Linked DNA regions of Homo sapiens: all the other regions are linked to region 4. A link is a contact called in ENCODE Hi-C data. All regions are on one chromosome and are shown on one strand. The core of a region is the stretch at or near the end of the contact, and the rest is flanking DNA. Distances in the headings are between cores, read along the strand shown. Region 1 has its middle 18 kb from the start of CCR7. Region 2 has its middle 35 kb from the start of CCR7. Region 3 holds the start of IGFBP4 (insulin like growth factor binding protein 4). Region 4 holds the start of KRT33A (keratin 33A).

Region 1 (5,186 bases), core at 2,687-5,186, 770 kb after region 4:
ATTGAAACAAAAGAATACAAAAATAAATGAAACAAGAACCTAGTTCTTTGAAAAGATAAATAAAATTGATAGACCATGGCAAGATTAACCAAGAAAAGAAGAGAGAAAATCCAAATAACCTCACTGAGAAACAAAACAGGAGATATTACAACTGACACCCTGAAATACAAAAGATCATTCAAGGCTACTGTAAATGCCTTTATGCACAGAAACTAGAAAATCTAGAAGAGATGGATAAATTCCTGGAAAAATACAACCTTCCTAGCTTAAATCAGGAAGAATTAGACACCCTGAACAGACCAATAACAAGCAGCAAGATTGAAATGTTACTTTAAAAATTACTGACAAAGGCCAGGCGTGATGGCTCATGCCTGTAATCCCAGCACTTTCGGAGGCCAAGGCGGGCAGATCATGAAGTCAGGAGATCGAGACCACAGTGAAACCCTGTCTCTACTAAAAATACAAAAAATTAGCTGGGCGTGGTGGCAGGCACCTGTAGTCCCAGCTACTCGGAGAGGCTGAGGCAGGAGAATGGCGTGAACCCAGGAGGCAGAGCTTGCAGTGAGCTGAGATCATGCCACTGCACTCCAGCCTGGGCAACATAGGGAGACTCTGTCTCAAAAATAAATAAATAAATAAAAATTACCAACAAAAAATAGTCCAGGACCAGATGGATTCACAGCAGAATTCTACCAGACATTCAAAGAGGAATTGGTACCAATCCTCTTGACACTATTCCACAAGATAGAGAAAGAAGGAACCCTCTCTAATTCATTCTATGAAGCCAGCCTCACCCTAATACCAAAACCAGTAGAGGACACAACCACAAAAGAAAACTAAGACCAATATTCTTGATGAACACAGATGCTAAAATCCTTAACAAAATATTAGCTAACCGAATCCAACAACCTATCAAAAAGATAATCCACCATGATCAAGTGGGTTTCATACAAGGGATGCAGGGATGGTTTAACATATGCAAGTCAATAAATGTGGTACACCACATAAACAGAATTTAAAACAAAAATCACATGATCATCTCAATAGATGTAGAAAAAGCATTTGACAAAATCCAGCATCGCTTTATGATTAAAACCCTCAGCAAAATCAGCACACAAGGGACATACCTTAATGTAATAAAAACCATCTATGACAAACACACAGCCAACATAATGCTGAATGGGGAAAAGTTGAAAGCATTCCCTCTGAGAACAGGAACAAGATAAGGACGCCCACTGTCACCACTCCTCTTCAACATAGTACTGGAAGTCCTAGCCAAAGCAATCAGACAAGAGAAAGAAATAAAGGGCATCCAAATCAGCAAAGAGGAAGTCAAACTGTCCCTGTTTGCTGATGATATGATAGTTTACCTTGAAAACCCTAAGGACTCCTCCAGAACTGATAAAAGAATTCAGCAAAGTTTCCAATTATAAGATTAATATACACAAATTAGTAGCTCTTCTATACACCAACAATGACCAAGCAGAGATCAAATCAAGAACTCAAGAATAGCTCCAAGAAAAATAAATAGCTTTACAATAGCTCCAAGAAAAATAAAATACTTAGGAATAACCTAACAAAGGAGTCAAAAGACCTCTACGAGGAAAACTACAAAACACTACTGAAAGAAATCAGACAACACAAACAAATGGAAACACATGCCATGCTCATGGATAGGTAGACTCAATATTGTGAAAATGACCACACTGCCAAAAGCAATCTACAAATTCAATGTAATCCCCATCAAAATACTGCCACCATTCTTCACAGAGTTAGAAAAAACAATTCTAAAATTCATATGGAACCAAAAAAGAGCCCACATAGCCAAAGCAAGGCTAAGCAAAAAGAACAAATCTGGAGGCATCACACTACCTGATTTCAAACTATATTATAAGGCCATAGTCACCAAAACAGCATGGTACTGGTATAAAAATAGGCACATAGACCAATGGAACAGAATAGAGAACCCAGAAATAAACCCAAATACTTACAGCCAACTGGTCTTCAACAAAGCAAACAAAAACATAAAGTGGGGAAAGGACACCCTTTTCAACAAATGGTGCTGGGATAATTGGCTAGCCACATGTAGGAGAATGAAATTGGATCCTCATCTCTCACCTTATACAAAAATCAACTCAAGATGGATTAAGGACTTAAACCTAAGACCTGAAACTGTAAAAGTCCTAGAAGATAACATTGGAAAAACTATTTTAGACATTGGCTTAGGCAAGGATTTCATGACCAAAACCCCAAAAGCAATTGCAATAAAAACAAAGATAAATAGCTGGGACCTAATTAAACTAAAGAGCTTTTGCATGGCAAAAGGAACAGTCAGCAGAGTAAACAGGTAACCCACAGAGTGGGAGAAAATCTTCACAATCTATACATCTGACAAAGGACTAATATCCAGAATCTACAACAAACTCAAATCAGTAAGAAAAAAACAAACAATCCCATCAAAAAGTGGGCTAAGGACATGAATAGACAATTCTCAAAAGAAGATATACAAATGGCCAACAAACATGAAAAAATGCTCAACATCACTAATGATCAGGGAAATTCAAATCAAAACCACAATGCGATACCACCTTACTCCTGCAAGAATGGCCATAATCAAAGAATCAAAAAACAGTAGATGTTGACAGAGATGCAGTGATCAGGGAACACTTCTATACTGCTGGTAGGAATGTAAACTAGTACGCCACTAAGGAAAACAGTGTGGAGATTCCTTAAAGAACTAAAAGTAGAACTACCATTTGATCCAGCAATCCCACTACTGGGTATACCCAGAGGAAAAGAAGTCATTATTCGAAAAAGATACTTGCACACACATGTTTATAGCAGCACAATTCACAGTTGCAAAATCATGGAACCAATCCAAATGCCCATCAATCAACGAGTGGATAAAGAAACTGTAGTATATATATGTATAATGGAATAGTATTCCATCTGATTAGTCTCAGCCATAAAGAGATGAATTAACAGCATTTGCAATGACCTGGATGAGATTGGAGACTATTATTCTAGGTGAAGTAACTCAGGAATGGAAAACCAAACATTGTATGTTCTCACTGACATGTGGGAGCTAAGCTATGAGGACGCAAAGGCATAAGAATGATACAATGGACTTCGGGGACTTGGGGAGAAGAGCAGGAAGGGGCAAGGGATAAAAGACAACAAATATGGTGCAGTGTATACTGCTCGGGTGATGGGTGCACCAGGATCTCACAAATCACCACTAAATAACTTACTCATGTAACCAAATATCACCTGTACCCCAATAACGTATGGAAAATTTTTTAAAAAGAATAAAAAATAAATTTTAAAAATGTACAATTTCGGTTGTGAATGTGCAGGGTTGGCCCAGCAATGGGCAGGCTGGAGGTGGGGAGTGGGCATCTTGGATGTCTAATTTATCACTCGCCATGAGACCAGCCTCAACATTTCCCACCCCTGCTTTCACCACAGAGGTTATTTCAGTCCAAGTTTCCTGTCGCCCTTGCCACCTTGCCAAGATAAAGGTCACCACCGGGTCTCACTGGGGAACAAAAGGAGGGATTCTGGGCAGCCCTCAGTCATGCACAAAAGCTCTGGGCTTAGAGCTCTTGGGGACAGTAGGACAGCAGGGCCAGCCCCACCCTCTCTGGTTGGCTGAAACTAGAATGGCGTGAGGTTTGGCTGAGCAATTCTGGAAGAATAACTGCTCCCTTCCTTTCCCTTTCACCTTTCCTCAGACCCCCGTCCTCACTCACCCCCACTTCTCCCCTCAGAGAGCTTTTGGCAACACGAAAAACACAGACACATAGACCCCTCCCTCTTAATGCCCAACAATGAACCCATGCAGCAAAACAGGAAGCATCTTCCTGTCAAGGCAAACCCATTGTTCTCTCTGTGCACACGTCCTGACAAGTCAGGAAACCGCCGCCGGGCCATGGCAACAGGTGTCAGGGTGACCTGAGGCTTCCCGCTAGCCTGTGCCAAGCCCTCCTTCCCTTTTCATGTAAGTGCCACACGCTAACCAATTGCACCACTGAGAGCTCCTCTCCTTCCCTTTTCTTCATCCTGGTGAGCCATCCTCTTCCTCCCTGCAGCCTCACAACTTATTTTCCTCACACCTGTTGGCCCTTTCCCTCTTGGTTGTCCAAGGTCCGAGTAAGACCTTAAAAGGCCCTGAACCCTATAAAGATTGCAGTCTCTCTCCAAATATAATTCCTAATACTCACCAGACAACACAAAATGTACATGTGTGCTGAAATTAAAAGAGCATCTTTTTAGATTTTCTGATTACTGAACTCTTCTCAACTTTGGGATGTCTTCATCTGGCTGGGGCCCTGTGTCCATACCAAATCTGCCTGTTGGGTTACCCCACACTGGTGGAGGCTCATTTTCGTTGGCTTCACATGGGAACAGATTATTCCCAAGTGAGATAAAACAGGGGCAAGAGGTGGGGGCAGGAGTGAGAGGTGTGATCTTGGACTTTGCCCACTAAATGACAAGTCCAGAGGGACAGGAAGCCATTGGACACTCTGGGTAGAGCCAGGACACTGCTACTATGACCATGGACTCCATATGCAAGAAAGGCAGGACTGAGTTTCTGAGCTTCTGCAGACCTGGCTCCCTCCAGGGGACTCTGGGTCTGGCTCCTCTGTCGATTCTCTCCAGATCAGAGGCCTCCTCTAGGGGTCTCAAGACTTGTCCTGTTCTTTTTCATAATAACAGGGGCTGGAGTTTCTGGTAAGCTAAGCTTTTCTTTATCCTCTGGGTAACCAAGTCATCAGTGAGGTGGTTGGACTGAATGACTATAAAGGTTACTTGTAGGTCCTTCTCCCTGCTCATTCTCAGAAACCTTCGTAAAACAGGATGGGATGTAAAGACCTGTCTGAGGGTGTCTTTCCCAGGAAGAGAGGGGGCAGCCGTGGTCTGAGCTCTTCCGACCATGCCCAACATCAGTAAAGGCAGCCTGGCATAGTGGGAAAAGCCCCTTAGCTTAGAGTCAAATATCAAGTCACTTTCCTTTCAAGTCTCAGCTTCCTCAATCATAGAATGGAAACCTGCCACACAGGGCAGCCCGAGGGCTAAATGAGATGAGGTATAAGGATGTGCTTGGAGATGTGGATGCCCATGCTATTTTCCATTGCTTGTCAAGCTCCTCAAGGCCCAGGACTAGGTTGATGGGCCTTCAAGCC
Region 2 (5,086 bases), core at 2,361-4,860, 750 kb after region 4:
TATTCTGCCTCCACTCGCTCATCTTTCTCGGCAGCCGTGGAAAACACTCTCGGCCTGTTCTGCTCTCCACCGAGCACTTGGATCCCTTGTAAACAGCTTGCCTGGTGGCCTGGACCAGGCTGAACAGATAGGAAGGGCCTGGGCCTGTCAAGCCTTTGAAAATAAACATGCTGCACTGAGCTTCACCATGCTCAGGGAGGAGGATGGGGTAGACACGAGAAAGCAGAAAGAACTTTCTAGGCACAAGATTACTCTCCTGACGGCCGAGTGAGGTCTTTTCCACCGCCCTAAAACAGGCAAGAACAGAGGCCTGCCCCTTCCCTGAGCCTCAGGCCTGCTAGAAGGAGGGCACCCACCTGCAAAAGCCTTTCCTGAAAAAAAAAGAAAAAAATTTTTTTGAAACAGAATCTCACTTGGTTGCCCAGGCTGAAGCGCAAGCGGCATGATCATGGTTCACTACGGCCCTGACCTCCCCAGCTCAAGCGATCCTCTCACCCTAGCCTACCAAGTAGCTGGGACTACAGGTGCGTGCCACCATGCCTGACTAATTTTTTTTTTTTTTTGTAGAGATAGGGGTCTCACCATGTTGCTCAGGCTGGTCTCAAATGCCTGTGCTCAAGCAACCCTCCTGCCTCAGCCTCCCAAAGTGATGGGACTGCAGGCATGAGCCACCATGCCCAGCCCTCTCCTGAAATGTGAGAGGTAGATCTTAACTTGCACTGCCCAATATAGTGCCACTAACCACACATGTGACTACTGAGTGCTTAAAATGTGGCTACTTTGCGAGCATGGTGGCGGGTGCCTGTAGTCCCAGCTACTTGGGAGGCTGAGGCAGGAGAATTGTTTGAACCCGGGAGACAGAGGTTGCAGTGAGCCAAGATCGCACCATTGCACTCCAGCCTGAGTGACAGAGTGACACTCTGTCTCAAGAAAAAAAAAAGAAAAAAAAGAAAGAAAAAAGTGGCTACTTTGACTAAGGAACTGAATTTTTTATTTAGTGTTGCATAATTTAAATAGCCACGTGTGGCTAGTGGCTACTGTTAGACAGCACAACTCAAAAGCAGGGTTCTCAAACTAGGCTGCATATTAGAATCACCTGGGAGCTTTAAACCACTCTGACGCCTGCAGCCATCCCTGGTGACTTTGATTTATTGCCACTGGGTATGGGCAGAGCCAGAGTTCTGAAAGCCCCACGTGTGATTCTCACGCACAGCCAGTTTTGCAAAACTCTGGCCCAAAGGACTTCCCACAGCTTTTCCACCTCTGACATCCTACACGTTGATCTGGTCTCTACAGTTTTCAGAATTTAAGGAGCAAGGAATTTACTTAGAGAATCAACTCAAGATGCTGGAAAATGTTTTTCTATGTTCTAAATGTAATGCATGTTCGTTGTAACACATGGGAGAAAATTGAGAAAACTCAGAGAAATGAACAGAAGAAAGTCAAAATCCCCTAAAATCCCACCACCTAGAGAAAAAGGGTTGAAACACTTAGACGTATATCCTTCAAGGCATTTTTCCATGGATAGAGCCTTATTTTCCTTCAAAATTGAAATCCTACTATGCTTCCTATTTTGTAATGTTTTTGTCACTTTACTTATTTGATTAACAAATATATCATCAATTGTAATGGCTACATGACATTCTATTGCATATAAACCACTATTTATCCAAATTCATATTAATATTGGCCCCATTTTTGCTATAATTTTTAAAAACATTGCTATGAAAAAATACAATGTCTTTATGAAAAGCCATTCACTAACTCCTTAGGAGAAAAGAAAAAAAAAAGAATTCAGTCAAAAGGCATAGAAAATTCTAAGACTTCTCCTAAATGTTTACCAAATGACTCTCCAGAAAAGTTGAACCAGTTCACATTCCCATCAACAGAGCATGAAAGCACCTATATTTATATGCATGTTGGCACTGGGGATTGAACTTTTCAAACTTAACAAGGTTCGAAAAAAAAATGTTTTCAACCACCAACAGGCAACCCTTCGTTTCAAAGTTCAGCACACCTTTAACGAGCACTGACTATGTGCCAGGTGTCACCTTAGGTGTTGGTGATAAAGATGAATGGAATGCATCCCTGCCCTCTAAGAACTCAAGAAAGGGGAGAATTAACAACTTGGCTTTAAGTCAAGGGAGGACAATATAGATGCTAAATAAAGGTACCAAAGTCACACTGGGAGCAGGAAAGAAAAGCCCACGATTCCTCACAGCAATGCTGGGAAGTCTGAAGGGGTGGCATTTGAGCTGGCTCTAGAAAGGTTGAGTCCAGGCGCTGGTGAGAGGTAGGAGGTGATGATATTTGGCAAACACCAAAAAATGCTGGAAGGCTCGGGGGATTGGAAAGTTATTGCTTCCACCCTCCAGTGGCTCCTATATTTATCAACCGTCTACGGTCAGGAAGCTTCTCCTTGAGTCTCTCCAACAGCCTCCTATTGCAGCTTAAACCCCTTCCTCTCGTTATCTATATAGTGGGAATGGGAGGCAGCTTGAATGCATTCTCCATAAATTCACCTCCAGAGACTTCTAGCCAAGGCAAACACCAAGCATGGTATGATATGTTTTCACTGATGAGTTGGTCCCTTTTGCATTATTTGCTCCTTCTATAAAAACAACATCGACTTGTAATGTCAATATGTCCATTTACCAGCCTGGGCAATATAATGAAACCCTGCCTCTACAAAAAATAAAAAAATTAGCCAGGTGTGGTGGCATGTGCTGGTAGTCCCAGCTACTTGGGAGGCTGAGGTGGGAGGATCAATTGAACATGGGAAGTCAGGGCTGCAGTGAGCTGTGCTCGTGCCACTGCACTCCAGCCTAGGTGACAAAGCAAGACCTTGTCTTAAAAAAATAGAGGTAGATAGATAATGTGTGTGTGTGTGTGTGTGTGTGTATAGTTTTTTGTTTTTTGTTTTTTTAAGTTGCAAAACTCAAGACCATAGGGCAAACATCAAGGTGACCTGAATTCCCCAGGCCGCTGGTCGTTAACCCAACTTTTCCCCCATTATTAGGATGGCCAATGCCAGCCCCATAGAGAGAAAGGGGCAGCCAGTTCAAATCCTGGCTCTTCTACTTAGGCCCTTGTGAATTCCCTTGGGTAAACTCACTTTTTCATCTCCCTGGGCCTATAAGACATGGATGGTATGAATAGTGAAAAGTTAGGTTTGGGGAGGTAAGGGAAGCCTTTTGTTAATAATAATAATAATCACCTGTGACTCCCATCCATGTGGGCTCACGTCAAGCGGGCCAGCCCCTTGCCTTCTCTTTTTGTGAGTCTCTGTGACCCACAAACACACACCCTTTCAACCGAGTCTGCCATGTATTTCAGGAATAACACATGTTCCGGAAGACGGCCTTTCTTGGGAAACTCACTGAAAAATGAATTAAGGGACTTGCCCAACTGTGTCTCGGGGCAGGAGGTAAGAAGGGCATGACAGCCACGGGACCTTTTCCACCCATTGACCGACACTCCCTCTTTCCCCAATTCTGCCCTACAACGTCAGAGACCGGATCAAATTTCCCTACTTGCTCTGTCTTCACCTCCCCTTTCTCCCCTGCTCTGTGACGCATGATGTCCCTGGAGAGTCCCCCACATCATCACAGAACAAAAACAAAAACAGCAGAGAAAAAATGCCAAACCTCGCTCCCCCTGCCCCCTCTACTATGAGTCGCCCACACGATGAGGGTGCTTGGTTTCAAATACTAGAAATGAGATGGCCTTTTTTTTCTTTTCACTTCTGCTATTTACACAGAAGTGCCTCGGTGCTAAACCCACCATAATTCAAGTTTATTTTTGGATTTCTCAGCTGTAGAAATCTACAGAATGCCAAAATGGGCTGAAGCAACTCTGTCAATAGGAGGAAGGAGAGGGTGGAAGGGAATGAATGTTGTCGAGAACCTGCTGCGGGCTGGGGCCTTACTGATGCGATTTCGTTTCCTCCTTACAAAGACTCTTAGAAGAAACCCTATTATCAATTATCTTTTGAAGATAGTGAAACCGAGATTCTATGTAGTTAAGCAACTTGGTCTAAGTTGAACAATTTGTAAGTGGTGGGACCTAGATTTAAAACCAGGACTGACTCAAAAGCCAAACTTCTTGGTCTCAGCCCTCACTCCCACCCACGTCCGCACCCACCCGCTCTCTTGCTTCCACAGCGAATTATCACGTGCCTTCTGTACCCATGTGTTTGCACTCTCTCTGCCCCAGCCCCCTCCTGTACTTTGCCCTTTTCTGCTTTGGAACAAAAACAGGGCCAACCAGAGAAGGTTCGGGAAATTTATGGTTTGGTTTCGTTTCTCCCCAAAGCATAGTACATGTCTGATTTCAACCCATTTAAGTAACTGACTTCGGGCCCTCTGGGAATCCTGTCGGGGAGGAGAGCCAAGGTGGACAGAACTCTAATGGCAGCATGGAAGACGGCCAGACTTGAAGCCACGCAGATCTGCGCTGGAATCCCAGCTTGGGCACTTAAGGCTCTTAAATGCTGCTAGGCCTCCATTTCTTCATCTATACATTGGCAATGACATACCTATCTGGCAAGTAGCTGGGAGACCCAAATGAGATGATGTGAGGGAAACAGCCCAGGTCAGATTCCAGCACATAGCAGACATCCAAGAAATGTCTCCCTCTTTTCCTCTCCCACATCCTCAGGAAAGGGGTTCAGGGCTGCCACCAGGGAGCCTGGCCTGCAGAGAGCTTTGGTAACTCTCTGAGGAAGCACAGTTAGATTCATTTCGGCCTGTCTCAAATATTTGCAGGGCCCAGGCAAGAGTACAAACAGAGGCCTACGCACTACCTGCCCAGATAGTTACATTATAAATAGAGCTAACAGACTTATAAAATAGGTTCCATTTCATAATGAAACTATACATTTTCATAACGACCTAAAGGGTCATGTTTAAATTTAGAATTCTCAGACTCCTTCGAGAACTCTCAGACTCTCCCCTCAGCTCCCCTTCTCTACTCCCCAGCCTGGATACCTAAGCGTCATCTACAGCCACCATAAACAGCCAGGACGTGGTCATCAACAGAGTCTAGGGGTGCATACCAAGCTGTGCAGTCTACCCTGTGGAGGATT
Region 3 (4,721 bases), core at 231-2,730, 910 kb after region 4:
TCTGTGTGTGTGTGTGTGTGTGTGTGTGTGTGTGTGTGTGTGTGTTTCTCTCTCTCTCTCTCTCTCTCTCTGTTTCTCTCCCCTGGCGCCCTGGCCCCTTCTCTATTCCCTATCCCACACACATGAGGCTCCTGCAGCTCTCGGCTAGGAGCCAAGACTTTTCTACCACCTCAAATCCTACCTGCCTGGAGAAAAGAACAGGGGGCCTGTATACCAGGGCAGGCAGAGGTGTCCAGGCCTGGCAGAGGGACCCCTGTCTTCCCACTGCCTCTCAAACAACAAGGTGACCTGGCTCTGGGCTTTGGGGAAGGGCAAGTCTAATGCCCCTCAACGCCAAAGTCCCTCTAATTTGTATGTCCCACTCCACCACTGGACCATGTAAAAAAAAAGTTCAGGCCCTGGCTCCCCAGACCACTGGGATTTCACCCTCGGCCTGGATCAGGAACAGAAAGCTTTCCCCACTCCCTCATCCTCCCCAACACACACCCCACCACCATCCTCCAGTTCTCTGGCCCTAGACAGCTGACTTAACTGGACCTTAATCTGCCACTCCTGCACCAGCAGCCAGGCCTCCCACTGGGACCCCCTTATCAAACAGACAACCCTTGGAGGTTTGAGATGGAGCGATGGGACAGTCTCCCTTGGTGGTGGCAACAGGCTGCTAGGGACTCGGTAGCAGTTTCCTTGATGAGCCTGTCCCATGCCAGTCGGGCCCTGCCACGTACCTGCCTTCTCTTCAACTCATAGGGGATTTTTAAGGGCCTTCCAGGGCGGCTGGAATGGGGAAGAAGCCGCTGGGAAGGGAGCGCACTCAGGAGGGAATTGGGAGGCCAGGGGTACCTTACCAGAGGGCTGCAGGCTTTCCTGGATGGCCTCGATCTCCGCCAGCTCCATGCACACGCCTTGCCCGTGCATCAGTGTGTGCAGGGGCTTCTCCACCCCTCGGGGCGGGTAGCAGCGCAGGCCCGAGCCGCAACGGGGGGTGTACACCCCGCAGGGCATCCCCAAGCCCAGGGCGCAAGTGGCGCAACAGCCGCAGCCCGGCTCTCGCACCAGCTCCTCGCAGCCCACGGGGGGGCGGCAGCGCGCCAGCTTCTCCTCGGAGCAGGGCGGGCAGTGGATGGCTTCGTCGCCCAGGCTCGGCCCGGGCCCGGCGGCCAGCAGCAGGGCGGCCACGAGGCAGAGGGGCAGCATGACCGCCCGAGGACTGGGCGCGGGCGCGGGGCGCTGGGCGCAGGCGGGGAGCGCGGGCGCGCGGGCGAGCGGCGGAGGGCACACGGCGGCAGCGCCTGGCGCTCCTGGAGGACCCGACCCGGAGGGCGCGGGGAGACGGGGCGGCCCGGCGGGCGAACGGGGACGTAGCGGGGGAAGTTAGCAGGCGTGCCGGAGGGGAGCAAGCCTGGCCGCCGAGGCGCTGCGCCGCATCCTCGGCCCGGCCCAGGCAGGCGGCGGGCGGCGAGGGGCAGGGGGCTGAGCGGCTGCCCGGGACCGGCTCCCCCGGACTTTATACCGGTCCCTGGCCACACCCCCAGCGCCTTCCCAGAGGTGGGGGAGCCGGGGCGGGCGAGGGGGAGAGGGAGAGGCGGCCGTTAGGGGGAGGGGGCGCTGTCCTGAGTCGCCGCCGCCGCCGCCGCCGCATCTGAAAGTCCTTTTCTGCCGAAGAAGGAAGCGGCGCAGTTTGGAAGCTGTAGCAGGCGCCCAGAGTGCCTCTGAACCGGAGCCCCGGAGGGGAGGCAAGGGAGAAGGGAAGCCAAGGGGCTGCTGCGGGGCCCCCTTTCCCGACCTCGGAGGAGTCTCGTCCCGCCCCGCCAAGGCGGCCTCAGTCTCCCACCGAGAAAGGGACTTCCTAGCCCGGACTCCCGGCTCTGCGGATCCGGTCTTCCTGGACAGAGCCCTTTCCACCGCACCCCGGTGCTTCCAGCCTCAACCGCTGGAGACCAAGCCTCCTGAGGTGGGGTAAAGCGTACAGGCACAGCTAGGGGCACAGAAAGGCCTGGAGGCCCTAAGACGTTAACAGGCTCTTGCCACTTGCCCCTTGCAACCTCTCCCGCCCCCGCAATCTCCCCAGGGCGCATTTGGGCCCTGGTCCACCCTGCTTCCCCAAGATGGAATCAGCAGAACTCCCGGGGAGGGAGGTGCCGCCGAGCCTCTTCCTCCTTCTTGGATGTTTGCCTCTCAGGCCCATTCAGACCCACTCGTGGAGGGAGGCAGGCCTGGGAGATTGCCACTTGCAATGTGCAAGTTTTGCGTTGAACAACTCCAGTGGGGCACCATTCCTTGTAATCATTGTGTATTTGTAGAGCTGTTGTGATCATTTCCCAGATGGCAGTGAAGGATTTGAGGGGCCTGCAGCAGTGACTCACACCTGTAATGTCAGCACTTTTGGAGGCTGAGGCGGGAGGATCACTTGAGCCCAGGAGTTCAAGACCAGTCTGGGCAACGTAGTGAGACCTTGTCTCTACAAAAAAATTTTAAAATTAGCCAGGTGTGGTGGCGTTCACCTGTGGTCCCAGGTACTCGGGAGCCTGAGGCAAGAGGATCACTTGAGCCCAGGAGTTGGAGGCTGCAGTGAGCTAGAATTGTACCACTGCACACCAGCCTAGGTGAAAGAAGGAAACTCTGTCTAAAAAAGAAAGAAAGAAAGAAGGCCGGGCGCGGTGGCTCACGCCTGTAATCCCAGCACTTTGGGAGGCCGAGGCGGGCAGATCACGAGGTCAGGAAATCGAGACCATCCTGGCTAGCACGGTGAAACCCCCTCTCTACTAAAAATACAAAAAGTTAGCCGGGCGTGGTGGCGGGTGCCTGTAGTCCCAGCTACTAGGGAGGCTGAGGCAGGAGAATGGCATGATCCCGGGAGGTGGAGCTTGCAGTGAGCTGAGATTGCGCCACTGCACTCCAACCTGGGCGACAGAGCGAGACTCCATCTCAAAAAAAAAAAGAAAGAAAGAGAAAAAAGAAGGCCAGGCGTAGTGGCTCATGCCTGTAATCCTAGCACTTTGGGAGGCCAAGGTGGGCAGATCACCTGAGGTCAGGAGTTTGAGACCAGTCTGGCCAACACGGTGAAACCCCATCTCTACTAAAAATACAAAAATTAGCCGGGCGTGGTGGCGCATGCCTGTAATCCCAGCTACTTGGGAGGCTGAGGCAGAAGAATCGCTTGAACCCCAGGAGGAGGAGGTTACAGTGATCCAAGATCATACCACTGCACTCCAGTCCAGGTGACAGAGCAAGACTCTGTCTCAAAAAAAAAAAAAAAAAAGAATTTTAAGGAAGGGATGCTTTTTTAATTCACCCAGTGTTGCTACTTGGGCTAGTGTTGGGCCTGGCTTGACCCTCTGTAAAATCCTATTGATCCCTATTCCCCCAGCCTTGCCCAATCCTGCCCAAATTGAGAAGAGCCCTGGAGTGGCATTTGGAGCAAAGATCCATCTCCTAGGTTCCCTCTCAGGCCCCCGCTAATTCCCACCCATTCTTCCCTACAAAGGCTTCTGCTGTACTGGAGCTGGTTTCAGGTTAAGCGTACCTGTCCAGGAATAATCAGTAACCCACTGTGGATTTTTTTTTTTTTTTGTCTCGGCCTAGAAAGCTGCAGGTCAGCCAAGCTGAAATGCAGTTCAGAGACCCTCTTCCTGCTTCTTCCCCCAGGACAGGGGTCTTTCAGCCTCACGGGGATTGGGCTACCTCCTACTTACTGAGAGATGATTGCAGGGAGATTGGGACTGGCAGCCGGACCTGCAGGACAGACCAAAAAGTTGCAAACTGACGGCACCTACTGGCAACCATCAAGACTGCAGAAGGGCTGGAAAGTGATGGCTGGGGCCAAGATTCTGGGGTTCTCTCCATTCCATCTCATAGATGAAGTGGGGACCCTTCTGCCCCATATGCCTTGGAGAAGGGCAAACAGAACCAGCTTCCTCAAGTCCCTGGGGAAGCCCAGCCTGTGCCTGATTCAGAAAACTGCCCCCAGGCCGGGCATGGTGGCTCACGGCTGTAATTCCAGCACTTAGGGAGGCCAAGGCGGGTGGATCATGAGGTCAGGAGATCGAGACCATCGTGGCTAACACGGGGAAACCTCGTCTCTACTAAAAATAAAAAAAATTAGTCAGGCGTGGTGGCACGTGCCTGTAGTCCCAGCTACTCAGGAGGCTGAGGCAGGAGAATCGCTTGAACCCAGGAGATGGAGGTTGTAGTGAGCCGAGATCACACCACTGCACTCCAGCCTAGGCAACAGAGCAGGATTCAGTCTCAAAAAAAGAAAAAAAGAAAAGAAAACGTTCCCCACCCCATCTCCTTCCTTGATCATCACTGGACCCTGTTCTGCCACCAACTTGCGTGAACTTGGAGTTTGACTGACCTTAGCTGTAACATGGAGGTAGATCATCTCCACCCATCCTACCTCTTGAAGCTCTTGTGAGAGTAAAATGAATGGAGAAGAGTAGTTCTGCTCCCAATGCCAGACATGTGCCCTGTTCAGCAAGCCCAAGAGGAGAAAAGGTGCCAGGACACAGAGGCAGGAGTGCAGGAGAGGCCGGACAAACCCACGCAACATGCCTGGGATGAAGCATGAGTGCAGGTGAGTGTGGGAATCTGCAAAGGTTGCCAGATGAGACAGATTCCCACACCTCAACGCCAGCCCCTCAGTCCATCCTCTGGTGTCCCTCCACCCCTCATCATTGGGTTAATTCCAAGGAGGCAGGAAGATGCACAGGAAAGAGGCCTTC
Region 4 (4,642 bases), core at 29-2,528:
TCCCCTCTGCTTCTTAGAAGCCTCCCTATCCCAGCACAAATCCATTCATCCATTCCTAAGAGCCTCCAATCCTGGAGCTGCTCGCCCTCCCCAGTGTGTAAACCACTCAGTTATCACTTGTCAACTTCTGCCTCAGATTATTATTTCCTGTTCATCCCTTCATCACTCTACCCACACCCATTCAACAGTGCCTACCAGGTGCCTAGAGCTGGGGATTCAAAGACAAACTAGACCCTGCCCTTGCCTTCAGGGACCTCAAATAGAGACAGAGAGACAAGCACATAAGTCATGACAGTGTCATGCTCAAGGTAAAAAGAGAGCTTGGAGAGGAGAAAGGGACGGCCTGTCTGAAGAAGGGAAGGAAGTAAGCCATTTATATTTAAGCCAAGTGTTGTGATGAAAAGAAAAGTGATCTGCTTTGGAATCCTAGGTCCACAACTTATTATCCTCACCCTCTATGCCTTGGTGTTCTCATCTATAAAATGGGAATTATACAGTTTACCTTTAAGAGTTCTGGTGAGGAATAATGGACATCTAAGTTCTGCATGTTTGAGGATCATGTTTGTAAAAAGGATCTAGTTTGTGAAAAGTGTCCACACTACCTTGGGCTTGTGCAGTTTCTTAACAAGTAAGAACTTCTTCTGACCATAGCATTGAGTCCTATTTTCCACCCCTCCCAGTGTCTATTACATCGCCCTGGATGAAATTGTCATAGTGGATATCTATTATTTGGTTGATTGACGTCATCATGGACATGAAAAAAGCCCATCATATCAGGAAACATGGCCATCAGGAACTGTCCCAGAAAGGATCTATTCCTCTTTCTGAGAACCATGAATTTGGAATTTGGCACTTGGAAATGTGACCTAGCAAAAGACACAGGGCAAGAGCTATGCTTTTCCATTTCACCAAGGAGAGCCAGAGCTTGCCAAAGAGTTAGGGGCCTCAAGCCACAAAGCAGAACAGCAATACTGTCTCTTGACCTGCTGCACCCCACTGAAGAAGGCCAGGGCTTTCATGAGTCCAGGTCTTTGAAGTCACACCATGAAGCTCTTACATCATGACACACAGCATGGAAGAGGAGTCCCGACTTAGCGAGAAGCCCAAGTAAAGTATTTTATGAGGGGAGAGACTCTTCTGAAGAAACACAACAAATGGAGGGAAGGGCTTTTGACAATCACCAAATGAGCAAAAAAAAAAAAAAAAAAAAGGGGTTGTCTTACGTGTCCACACCCTCCATGGACGAGGTATAAATGCTCCCTGGAGGAAGGAGACCCACCGCTCTACAACCTGGAGATTTTGGACTCTGTCTTCAGCTGGACACTCCCTCCCTGCACCATGTCTTACAGTTGTGGCCTGCCCAGCCTGAGCTGCCGCACCAGCTGCTCCTCCCGGCCCTGTGTGCCCCCCAGCTGCCACGGCTGCACCCTGCCCGGGGCCTGCAACATCCCCGCCAATGTGAGCAACTGCAACTGGTTCTGTGAGGGCTCCTTCAATGGCAGTGAGAAGGAGACCATGCAGTTCCTGAACGACCGCCTGGCCAGCTACCTGGAGAAGGTGCGTCAGCTGGAGCGGGACAACGCGGAGCTGGAGAACCTCATCCGGGAGCGGTCACAGCAGCAGGAGCCCTTGGTGTGTGCCAGCTACCAGTCCTACTTCAAGACCATTGAGGAGCTCCAGCAGAAGGTGAGGAGTGGGCGACACAGTGCCTCCAGTAGGAAGTTGTCGGGAGAGAATCCGAGTTGTGATTGAGAAACAACGTAAGCTCTTGATGTGAATGAAAAGCTGAAAACTGGCCTTTCCATTTTGTTTTTTGAGGGCCCATCTAATACTAGACTTGGGACTGTTAGGTCTAAATATTTGCATAGTGTTAGTCTATGTGGAGGTAGCAGCACTTTGCATAAATGAGCTGTAATTAAAAACTACCTCTGAATGCTTCCATGCACCTGCCAAGCTCCAGAATTATTACCCTGAGGTGAGAGAAAAGGACTGAGTCCAAAGGAAGCTGGGGAAACGGAATCTTTTGTAAAGACTGGGCCATTTTCTTTCTCCCTCATCTGAGCTTTTTGCCCCTTGGACTGCTGGCTGCCTCTCTCTTCTAGGTTCCTACTTATCCTGATTTCATTGTCCTCACCTTCATGCCTCTGGGCTTCTCCTGGTGCACAGTGTCCAGTGAGAGCCTAAAATGTTTGGCCCAAATTGGGAAGATTGGAAATTACCTAGGACAAAGTAGTCCCAGTTGTCTGGGACATCTGGGAACATGTGGCTTCTTCCCTGATCCAGTCCCCTGCAATTGCTAGTTTACCTATTTGTCTTTTCTGCTTGATTGAAAGTTTCTTGAGGGCAGGATCAAGTGCTTACCAATTTTTGTATCCTCAGCTCCTAGTATCATGCCAGAAACATAGTAGGTGTTTTTCATAAATGTCAACTATTATGATCAGCTTCTCAGTATTGCTCATTAGGATAGAAAAAAGATTATCTACTTATACTTTTTGCATATTTTGGTGTTCTTTTTTTGAATATAATTTTGGAAATATTCATTGAGTACCTGCTGTATATAGAAAGCATTTAATAAGATAGACATCCTGATCCTTCCAAGGAAGTGAATTAGGAAGGACTGCCATTGGTGAAAAATTACCAAGTCCTTGCTCATTCTTGAATGTTTTGGGCCTTCTAGATCCTGTGCAGCAAGTCTGAGAATGCCAGGCTTGTGGTGCAGATCGACAATGCCAAGCTGGCCTCAGATGACTTCAGGACCAAGTGAGTGGGCAAGCGGGGTGTTGCTGTTTATTTCTCTTCTCTGGCAGCCCTCCTTTCCTTTAGCCTGTTGTCAACACAAGTTAAACAAACAGTGACTGAGCTATGTTCTAGCTGCTTTCTCCAAGATTCACAGAGCCACCACACACCGTAGCTCAGAGATCCTTTCCCCAGGCCTTAGACTTCCTTTCCTCCTTCTTCTCCTCTGTGACGTGACACCCCTAGTCGTACTGTGAGTTAGTGTAGACGTGTTGGCCCCCGATGTTCTCCTATGCACAGAACCCATTCATGAGAATGGAGAATGTGGAAGCATATTATTTTGGAAGTCTTACAGTTTGTCAGCTTTTATCCTAAATCCACTGGCTTTCTTCTTTTTTTTAGAGACAGGGCCTTGCTCTGTCACCCAGGCTGGAGGGCAGTGGTGCAATCATAGCTCAGTGTAACTTCAGATCCTCAGACTCCTGGGCTCAAGCAACCCTCTCCCCTTAGCCTCCTGAATAGCTAGGAATATAGAAGTCTATCCACTGGATCTTTAAACGTAAAATTACCAGTGCATTTTCTTCCAGCTCGATGCTGAAAACCTAAACAAAAGAGATGGCTATAAAAACTACAAACCCTAATTCCTAGTTGCCTGACTAACCAAACCAAAGCAGAGTCAAGGCCAGGCCTATTCCTGCCCAGCCTGTTCCTGACCCTCCTGTGATCACAGATATGAGACCGAGCTGTCCCTGCGGCAGCTGGTGGAGTCGGACATCAATGGCCTGCGCAGGATCCTGGATGAGCTGACCCTGTGCAGGTCTGACCTGGAGGCCCAGGTGGAGTCCCTGAAGGAGGAGCTGCTGTGCCTCAAGCAGAACCATGAGCAGGTGAGTTCCCTGAAGAGTGATGGGCTCAGACTAGCCAGGACCTGTTTCACAACTGCCACAGGGTCCAGGACAGGCTGTCAGTAGAGGCTCAATTAGCTGAGGAAGTAATTCTGCATACAAAAAGGGATATGTAGAGAATGACTAATCTAAAAACCTGTGATATGAGATTAGGATTTTTCTGCCAGAGGCAGGAATGAGAGTGAGGAAGTTGGCAAGCCCAGTAGTGAGGAAAGCTGGGTAATGAGGCAGAAGCCACAGCCTCTCCTGTGCCCAGGTTAGAGTGCATGCAGCAGCAATCTTCTATTCCAATTCTCCATTTGTAGCTGGAGAAGCCAGGATGGCCTAGGCCCATCAGGCAGAGAGGGCTGAGCTAGAACAAAATGCAATTCTCTTCGTTCCTGTCCAGAGCTCTTTCTGCTTGCTGTTCAGTGTTGCTTGGAAACAGCCTTGAGCAAAATGCTCACCATTATGGCTAAGTCAGTTGGGCAAAAAAGAAGACGTGTATTTTATGCAACCTGAAATCCAAGAACAATGTAAATGGTGACAGTTAATATTAATCAAGTGCTTAGTATGTGCCAAACATTGTGCTAAGTGCTTTAACTCCGGAGGCAGTTCTCATGTTAAGATGAAGAAATCGAGGCTTCAAGAAGCTTCTAGAAGCAATGTATTAAGTGGTAGAGATGAGGTTGAATACAAATTTGTCTGAAATCCGCCTAAGCCCAAGTACCAAGCTATGCTTAGCAGGGAAGTAAACAGATACTTATTGCCTTCAGCAAAATCTATGCTGGTGGAATCAACAAATCACCCTTTAAGTCTCTTCTATGCCAGGATGGCAGATTTTGAAGTAAGCATTCTGTATTTCCTCTTTAGCTAGACTCTGTTCTTTTTATTATCCATGCTTAAGAGTCAAACATGTGAGGCTATATGGTATACTAGCAAAAACACTGAACTGGGCATTTGGGGACCAGAGTTTAAATAATGGCCCACCATGTATCAGCTTTGAGCCCAAATCACTGAAT

Evidence for each region. A loop is a pair of places that touch in the nucleus more often than their neighbours do. Pooled maps may share reads with other maps.
Region 1: a map with no recorded cell type shows a loop between it and region 4 (5-fold over the local background). The contact joins the enhancer-like site here to the promoter of KRT33A in region 4. A Hi-C loop is called at or near these places in 12 of 37 single-sample maps with no recorded cell type and 4 of 50 pooled maps.
Region 2: a loop to region 4 is called in a map with no recorded cell type, with 4 times the contacts of the local background. The contact joins the enhancer-like site here to the promoter of KRT33A in region 4. A Hi-C loop is called at or near these places in 12 of 37 single-sample maps with no recorded cell type and 5 of 50 pooled maps.
Region 3: a map with no recorded cell type shows a loop between it and region 4 (3-fold over the local background). The contact joins the promoter of IGFBP4 here to the promoter of KRT33A in region 4. A Hi-C loop is called at or near these places in 2 of 37 single-sample maps with no recorded cell type and 2 of 50 pooled maps.

Annotation. Positions count from the first base shown.
Region 1 is chr17:40,581,206-40,586,391 of GRCh38, reverse strand. No RefSeq gene overlaps it. Among named protein-coding and RNA genes, the nearest start is that of CCR7, 18 kb to the right of the region's middle. RefSeq lists a silencer at 3,855-4,000 and enhancers at 3,759-4,008, 4,029-4,168. Within about 2 kb of position 3,936, at least 11 of the 41 ENCODE cell types and tissues checked have a DNase peak (open chromatin) inside an H3K27ac peak, as active enhancers do.
Region 2 is chr17:40,597,840-40,602,925 of GRCh38, reverse strand. No RefSeq gene overlaps it. Among named protein-coding and RNA genes, the nearest start is that of CCR7, 35 kb to the right of the region's middle. RefSeq lists enhancers at 1-189, 3,528-3,827, 4,035-4,329, 4,756-4,965. Within about 2 kb of position 3,610, at least 13 of the 41 ENCODE cell types and tissues checked have a DNase peak (open chromatin) inside an H3K27ac peak, as active enhancers do.
Region 3 is chr17:40,440,209-40,444,929 of GRCh38, reverse strand. It overlaps IGFBP4 (insulin like growth factor binding protein 4), which reads right to left and starts at 1,480. Exons shown (of 4, transcript NM_001552.3): 1 at 846-1,480. The coding sequence starts at 1,194. RefSeq lists silencers at 1,274-1,323, 1,334-1,383, 1,394-1,583 and an enhancer at 3,630-3,679.
Region 4 is chr17:41,347,464-41,352,105 of GRCh38, reverse strand. It overlaps KRT33A (keratin 33A), which reads left to right and starts at 1,278. Exons shown (of 7, transcript NM_004138.4): 1 at 1,278-1,686; 2 at 2,678-2,760; 3 at 3,467-3,623. The coding sequence starts at 1,339. LOC105371778 (a long non-coding RNA gene) reads right to left here and starts at 609. Exons shown (of 2, transcript XR_001753056.1): 1 at 503-609.